Linked DNA regions of Mus musculus: region 2 is linked to region 1. The links are chromatin contacts, found by Hi-C or POLR2A ChIA-PET in ENCODE. All regions are on one chromosome and are shown on one strand. Each heading gives the region's core, a stretch centred on a gene start or an enhancer-like site at or near the end of the contact. The rest is flanking DNA. Distances are from core to core; before and after follow the strand shown. Region 1 holds the start of Aig1 (androgen-induced 1). Region 2 overlaps Hivep2 (human immunodeficiency virus type I enhancer binding protein 2).

What was found. Hi-C counts contacts between places; a loop is a spot of excess contacts on that map. ChIA-PET counts read pairs that join two places held with the same protein, here RNA polymerase II (POLR2A).
Region 2: a loop to region 1 is called in a map of T-helper 1 cell, with 2.3 times the contacts of the local background. The contact joins the enhancer-like site here to the promoter of Aig1 in region 1. A Hi-C loop is called at or near these places in 2 of 37 maps with a recorded cell type or tissue (T-helper 1 cell and mouse trophoblast stem cell). POLR2A ChIA-PET finds 5 or more read pairs at or near these places in 1 of 5 experiments (Patski).

Annotation. Positions count from the first base shown.
Region 1 is chr10:13,866,501-13,870,621 of GRCm38, reverse strand. Aig1 (androgen-induced 1) reads left to right here and starts at 1,665. Exons shown (of 6, transcript NM_001347362.1): 1 at 1,665-2,004. The coding sequence starts at 1,864.
Region 2 is chr10:14,055,323-14,059,443 of GRCm38, reverse strand. All of the region lies in intron 1 of Hivep2 (human immunodeficiency virus type I enhancer binding protein 2), which reads right to left. Among named protein-coding and RNA genes, the nearest start is that of Gm51759, 70 kb to the left of the region's middle. Within about 2 kb of position 2,403, at least 3 of the 3 ENCODE cell types and tissues checked have a DNase peak (open chromatin) inside an H3K27ac peak, as active enhancers do.

The DNA of each region.
Region 1 (4,121 bases), core at 416-2,915:
TCAAGAATCTGGGATTGACATTTTTAATGAAGCACAATTTCAGCCCAGGTTTATATAAAATGTTCCATTATTAAAAACACAAAATCATCTCACAAGAAGATAATCAATCAAGATAATGAAAGCAAGTCTGTTAAAATCGTCTCAAAACACCCCTCTGGGGATTGGCAGGGAGAGCAACAGAACTCTTGATGTCATAGTAATTATTCAAAAATTCTCCATAGTAAACTCTTAAATAGCTTCATAAAACAATACTTTATAATTATGGGAATGGGTAGAAATCTTGTGAACTACTTTCTCAAATGTAAAGTAGGAGGGTTGTATCAAACTTTGTAATATCACATCACTTTATAAAACTTCATTAGGCCCAAGTGAGAGGGCTTCAGTAAATTCATTTTTTCTTGTAATTATATGAACATTCATTAAGGACACACACACACACACACACACACACACACACACACACACACACGCAAATAGATCCTGTTTAAACATGAGTATGAACTCATAAATTCTGAGTGAAGAATGCTTTATGCTAGTAATATCATCTTGTGATTTCAGTTTCTTTCAGCATAATTATGTCAATTAAAAAGACCTAGTGGCTCTCTTCCCTAGTGGAGTGGAAAAAACTACGAGTCGGATTTGTTTGCTTCTCTTTACCTCTGAGACTATGCTTTCCCCTAGACCTTCCCACCACACCCTCTGACTCAGAGACTATTTGAATGGGACACCTGTTTTGAATGGATCCACAGGAAATACTCATGTGGTCTTCTCATAACCGGACCCTTTATCTGGTTGGTTGAAACATGATCATGATTTAAAAGAAAACAAAAACCCTACTCTGCCCACAGACTGTTGCAACTTCCCTGTGACAACATTTACTGGAAGGCTGAGGGAATCCAGTTTATATTTACTTTCCTCCCATTCAGCTCTGGTGCGGTAGTATAAGGGAGGTGGGTTGGGAAATGTCGAAGTGCAAAAGGAATTTTAACTCCGAAAGATTTGTATTAAATCACACATGCGTGGGTGAGGTTTACATCCTCCGGGTGGTTTGACTTTCAAATGGAATGCTGTCTCGTAGCAGTCATGGCAATCAGCACAGATTTCTATTTATAAAACTTGCCCTGGTCAGTAATTGCTAAAGTAGCTTGCCATCAAGCCTCATGACCTGAGTTCGATGGAGGGGACTCACACCTGAGCTGTCCTCTGGCCTCCACGTTTGTCCTGTGGTACATGCATATACCCACAAGACGTAATAAAAAGTTTAAAAAAGAATTTGTTCAAAGCTCGTGCATACTGATAAATTATTAAAGCCTTGTGAAATTTATAAGGGGCTTCACAGTCATAAATGCTCATTAACATTAAACCCTCAACTGAATCCTAAGTAATGGGTGTCACTGGAGGGGGACTGTGTGTGGCTTTACACGTTCTGACCCCATCTGGTGCCATGGCAGCCAGCACCAGCTGCCCGGGGATGCCGGGTCCGGACCGGTTCGGTCAGGTCCTTCCCGTCTGGAACCGTGGTTGCCCGAAAGGCGCTCCCACCTTGGAGGCCGGGGGGGGGGGGGGGGGGTGGACCTCGCGGACCGCCTAGGGGGCGCCCGGCCGGTACGACGAACGCCGCTGCAGAATGACGCAGATGACGCCAGAGATGACACCAGGCCGCCAGCTCGCGTAGGCTGCACTGCCGCCCCGCCCGCGCAGGTCTCCGGTGCGCTCGGCGCCGCCACTGTCCCCGGGGACGCGCCCCGCCTCCTGCGCTCCGCCCCTCGCCGCGCCGCGCCCCGGTTCCCACGGCGCCCGGCACCGCGGAGCAGCTCGCCTGCCCTCCCCACGAGCAGCCCGGCGGGGCCAGGCCGCGCGAACATGGCGCTTGTCCCCTGCCAGGTGCTGCGGGTAGCAATCCTGCTATCCTATTGCTCCATCCTGTGCAACTACAAGGCCATCGAAATGCCCTCGCATCAGACCTACGGAGGCAGCTGGAAGTTCCTGACCTTCATTGATCTGGTAAGGCCGTGGGCTGCACCCCCGTGTGCGTGCGTGCGTGTTTGTGCGTGTTTGTGCGTGTGTGCGTGTTTGTGCCTGTGTGTGTGTCACGGGAGCACCAACGCGTGCTGGCCACCAACAGCCACGCTGGGCTCCACTGAAGGCCTGGATGCCCTTCTCACCTTTACCTGGTAGGTAGAGGAGGAAAACATGGGAGTACAGCCAAACGGGCACAGGCCTGCTTCTAAGAAGTGACCAGGGAATAGGATTGTGCCACCAAAAGCATCTGTTGGCCCCGATCATGAGTGCCCTCAGATTAATTCTCCACCGAAGTGTTTTCCAGAACCACATGCAAAGGTAAACTTGCAGCACCCAAAGGAGACATGAGTATTGTCTGGTTCCATGGAGCATGGCTTAGAAACACACAAACACACCTCCTTCCGGAGGAGGGAAATCGCCCCATAGGAAAAAACCCTTGCACATGTTTTTCTGCCCACTGTCAACAATTTGTTTAAAACTCTTTCTAGAAACACTGAGAGAGCAGTTCACGGTGAGGCTCCACCTGGCAACTACTGAACTTCTAGTCGTTCACATTGAAAGCCTGCAGTTTGTGTAATCATCTGTTCTGTTGACACGTGATAATTTTAAAGAGGAGCAGACAACGATAATTATTTTTAAGTTTTTATACCTTGGGTACCGAAAGCACTCCTGTAGATAATCAGAGGGCACAATGCCTTGTAATGACTTGGGGTAGGTGTAGAGCTTTGAAAAGTCACCAAGACTAAGTCATAAATACATTCAAAGGTTATCAAACAAGGGTCGTGTATGGAAACACAAGCAATTAAAAGATCACGGAGAAAAACATACAATCAACTCCTGGAACGCAAAGACTCTGAGGTTATGCATAAGCTTGGTGCAATCACAAGGTTGGCACAAATTTTCTTGACCCTCCACTTTGACAAATTTGAACCTATTTGAATATCGTTCCGTCGGTGTAAGATGCCTAAAGAGATACAGGTAGATGTTTTCAAAAAACCTTCTATTTTCAATATATAAGATATACGCAACTTTTCCCACCTGCCTCTAGGCAAAGGGCTGCCTGGTGTTGCCTGCCTGAGTTGGGCTTTTCAACTTCTTATTGGAATTAACTTCCGTCTGAATATATGCATTCCCTACCAGCGTCTTTTTCCTCCTACTGTCTGCCCACCTGAAGAACACATGATAGGACTTTGCTCTCAGCTTCTTGTAGCTTTCATATAGATGGCTAACTCTGGGAGTACCTGCCTGGATGGGCTGATTGGCTAGTCAGTGGAGACTGGCTTTGCCAGATGTGTGGTACAGCAAGCAGATGTTCGCATATACAGAGTATACTCAATCTTCAGTAGCCCCAAGGCTCTGATAGTTATGCATAGAAAGCATTTAGGATGCTGACAAGTCACCAGGAATCTTCTTAAGAGTGAACTTAAATTAGTGATGCCCACATACTATTAAAAAAAATGTGAGCTGGGCGGTGGTGGCACACGCCTTTAATCCCAGCACTTGGGAGGCAGAGGCAGGTGGATTTCTGAGTTCGAGGCCAGTCTGGTCTACAGAGTGAGTTCCAGGACAGCCAGAGCTACACAGAGAAACCCTGTCTTGAAAAACCAATACCAAAACCAAAACCAAAACCAAAACCAAACAAAACAAAACCAAAATCCAACCAACCAAACAAACAAACAAAAAGTGCCTAGGCTTTCAGAACCCTTTGGGATGCAATGCGAGCAGAACTCCTTTTGTATCAAGGTCTTCTCTCATTCCTGAATCAGCTCTTCCCCTGAGCTGGTCATTTGAGTGTGACCGAAGATGGAGCCATAGCTTTTATGAACACCATTCCTCTGGGCCTTTGCCTTTCATGGTTCTTGTGGGGGAGGAGAAAGCAGGTCACTGGGTGAGAGGTCATCAGGAACTGGGGGTGTAGGTTAACTCAATGCTTTACATTGGCATTGGCTATTATGGATTAGAAAATGAGGATCACAAGAAACAATCTCCCCCCACTAGTCCTCATGTGACTTGAAACGGTAGTAGTCAGTTTGGCAGGCTGCCATGCCCTTTCTATTTTCGTATGCAATTGTTGGACCCATTTATAATAGCACTTAACT
Region 2 (4,121 bases), core at 1,154-3,653, 190 kb before region 1:
CATAGATTCCCATCACTGGAGACTTCCAGCCAGAATTCACTGTTAACCAGGGAAGGCAAACCTCAGCTCTGCCTAATAGTTTCAGGTCTGAGAGTTACAAGCCTATGCTGAGGACTGGATAGCTTGCCTAAGGCCTGTGCAAGTAACCTCTACTGGCAACAGTAACAGTGTTAGGAATGTAGCTGTAAGCCTGGGAGCAAAACCTATCCATTCCTTTTCTAAACAGGGATACCAGTGTATACACAATGTCTCTGGTCAACATTTGTCTTTAATGGCAACAAATTTAACAGCATTAGGCAACAACTTTTTAACTGTGGCATAATTAATAATTTTCTGTTAGTGTCTGAATATTACTTTGGTTGCAAAAATAAATGTCTCTTCTCCTGTAAAGTACTTTGGGATGGCACATACCCACACAACACCCTCAACGACAGCACCCTTCTTCCTTTTCCTCCCACACTGGCTGACAATAGGAAGCAACATACCCAGATACAGAATGAAATCATAAATGAATTATACCTTGGGTTTCTTTGAACTGCCTCTGAGACATTTTCCTGCTAGCCCACATTAGGGTGTATATATTGCACAATGAATTCAGTGGTAGAGCAAGAGGGAGCTGAAAAGATCTATCAAAGTAAAACTTGCCCAGTGAGACTACTCTGAAGAAGGTACCTCGGGGCTGTGGGGGCCTAACTGCCACCAGTTAATGCAAGAGAAGCAATTGGGAAAGGACTACTAGGATCCGACACACCAGCATCCCTAGGTCAGGTTAGCTACCTCCCCATTCTACTTCCATTGGCCATAGAACAAGCAGACGCTATCGCCGCAATAAAACACTGAGAACTGGGCTTGGAATGCCACCGGGTACTGTGCTTCATACCAACATTCACTGGCTTACTGTGTCAGCTGACCCAGCGGGAGATGCACCTGTTCTAGCAAACTCCGCTGTGCTACCTGTCCCCACAAGAGAGATCAGAACTTAGGCAACACGTGATCCTGTCATTTCAAAACCCGGAGGTTTGAACATCACAAGATACCTATTATGACACTGGTACAAGGTAGGGCCCTGGAACTCAGCTTTCTCTAGTGGATTATCTCCCTCCACCAGTCCCACTAAGGCCCAGACATTCACGCACTCACTGATGGTAAGAAAGTGTTGTCAGGGTAAGGCTTCTAAATGAAATCTAACTTATGAACAGTTGTAGAACGTAAGATTACTGTACAAACAGGTGATCCCTGGTAAGACCACGGAGCCTGCCTTCTACAAACCTTTCCACTTTCTACTCAGAACCCTCAGAGCCCTTCCTGGTACCCTCCCTTAACTAAGTCATGTGAGCAAGTCAACTTCAACGATCTCATTTTGCTAAACCCACAACAGCAAAAGCAAAACCAAAGTAGTTTCACTGGAGGTGACCAGACAAACAAACAAAACCAAAAATCAAACCCCACCGTGAGCTCTTGTAAAAAGAATTTAAGAGGAAAAACAAAACCAAACATGACATCTTGAGGCTGTATAAACTTGAAAAAAGAAATCGCTGTCATGGAGGTGGGGCTTTGCTAGAACAGTCTCCCCTATGTGGGAAATATCATTACCAAATCTAGTGAGATACACAGCAAGTGACTCTTGCTATGTAAATCAGGACAAGACAGAATTCTGAGGCAGTTTCTGTTTGAATTGCACTGGCACTTCTCAATAGAGACCATCTGTAATAACTCTCCCTCACTGAACACCCATGAAGGATGCACAGCTTTGGGCTCGTCCTGGAACGTACAGAACCATTCCATACTCCTTGGTGGCTAGCTACCACTGTAATCTTCCGTGTTCAGGTATCCCCTACATTTAGAACTGCCCCAGGGGACCACCAGAAGTCAAGAGGTTCTATGTGCAATAGCATGGCTTCTAACAACGAGCTTGGAGCTGTGGTTGAAACAGGGTTCAGGTGAGTAAGACTTCCCTTGCCAGACTGATGTCTTTGGGAATCCTGCTGCCAGGCCTAGACTAAAACAAGGTCAACAGTGCATCCCCCAGAGGAAGCTGTTCAGCTGGCTGAGTTGGTTTCCCTGAACCAGGCCTAGAAAACCCTTCTGACTAACAATAGACCTGGCAAGGAGCTGTTTGTTGTCTTCCTCCACGCAGAGGGGTGGATCTTCCTCCCAAGTGACAGGCGGGGTACAAACCTGCCTCCAGCAGACACCAGAAGAAAGCACAGCTAAGCCTAGCAGTCAAGGACAGCCCCTTGTGGGTCAAAGGCAGAGTCTCGGCCTCAGGACTAGGGCTATGGAAATGTATACTGCAGACAGGACATCCCTCCTGGCACTCACTGTGAGTGAAGCCCAGGCCACAGCAACAACAACCTGGCCAGAGGACAGCCTGCACTGCACATCAAAGCCAGAGGCCCTGGGAGGCTGGCCTGCAGCCAAAGATGCTGGGAGCCTCTTGGGGAGTGCACTGCCTGGGACAATAGGGAAGGGACCTGGTAGAATCTATGAATTCCAAGCACTGGGGAGGTCTTCTCAGAGATCCTGCCCTCTCCTGTCAGAGCCGTGATTTAATCTCTTTGAAGAAATAAAAAAGGAAAAGAATATACATTCTCCAACTTCTCTGTTTGAAAGACAGACACCACAATGCAAGCTGAAAGCACTCTGGTCCCTATAGCCTGCAGCCAGTGTCCAAAACAATAGAGCTAAGTGAGATGTGGCGCCCTCCTCCTCCATCTGAACATGGGCTTTAAGTGAGGGGAATAATCTCAAACATTTAAATGCAAACATCACGGTAGCGCTGCTACAGCCTCCCAGATATTTCCCACCAATTCTGTTTAATTAAGAGTCACCTCGAATGTTAATTATAACCTGACAGCTGTATGATCTGGCAGGGCACAGCTCGCAGGTCCCCTTTTAGGTAACAAGGGTTTAAGGTGAGGCTTCGAACTCTGGCTCACAAGCATGACACAGGCTCCTGCTTGAGAAGGACCTACTCAACAGAAACAGAATTAGCTGGGGACTCAACTTCGGCTCACAGTTTTAAAGGTAAGCAAACAGGAGACTGAACCGGAAACAGACCCCTGTCCAGTACTAGGGTTCTGTGAACAGATCAATCTGGGCTGGAAAAGGGCTTTCAGTACAAACTTGAAGATCTGAGACCCAACCCCAGGCGCTCCACACATATAACGGCAGACACCCATTGCTGGGTGGCCTTCTGTCTTCTGGCTAGCTGGTTTTGTCTCATGGTTGATCTCTGGGTTCAGAGTGAGACCCTGACTCAAAAAATAGGGTGGAGAGTGGCTGAGAAAAACACCTACTGTTGACCTCTAACTCATACACACATAACATGCATGCACTACAAACCTATGAAAGAAAGAAAGAAAAAAAAAAACTTCCTTTCCATGGTCTTGGTATGTGAAGGATGAAGGCTGCCACCCTTCAAGATCCTTTCAGACAGAACAAACAGCAGAGACTCTTGCAACCTTAAAGTGGGTGGATCCCCTGTGAGAGGCTCATTAGAACAGAGAGGGCCTGTCAGGTCTCTTTCGAGAGGAAATGTATGCGAGTTGAGGTCACTCAGCGCTAATCGGGCCTGTACATCACGGCTGTGAGGCCAGCAGCATAAGCTCCATTAAACAAGCAGTTTATCATAGCTCCGCCTGTCATCCCTAATGGCATGCTGAGGGAGGAATAACTTCCAACTCCTTGCTAATCCGGTGTGGGGATGCCAAGGTACAGTGTTTTACTTGATTGCATAAAATGAAGAGCTATTTTCAGCCTCTGAATCACCGTCCTGGCCCCTGCATCAATCCTAAAGCTGTATTACGATCCTTTCAAAATCTCTTTTCTCTTCCACTTTCACTGATGTTGACATAAGCAAGCATTTAAAGAAGTTGTGGTAAGCCTACAAAACATGAAGCTGCTAGAGGGAAGAGGACAGAAAACACAAGTTGACAAATATTTACCATTTATAGTGATCACTATTACAGTGACAGTGGGCAGCCAGCACTAAGCAGAACTCCAGGTCCCAAGGTCACAAGCGATTTTGTTTTAGTCACTCCTGAAGAGGGCTTAGAAGAAAAACATAACAGTAATGGAAATTTTAAAGCTTCTAACTGATATAGGAAGAACCCTCGCTA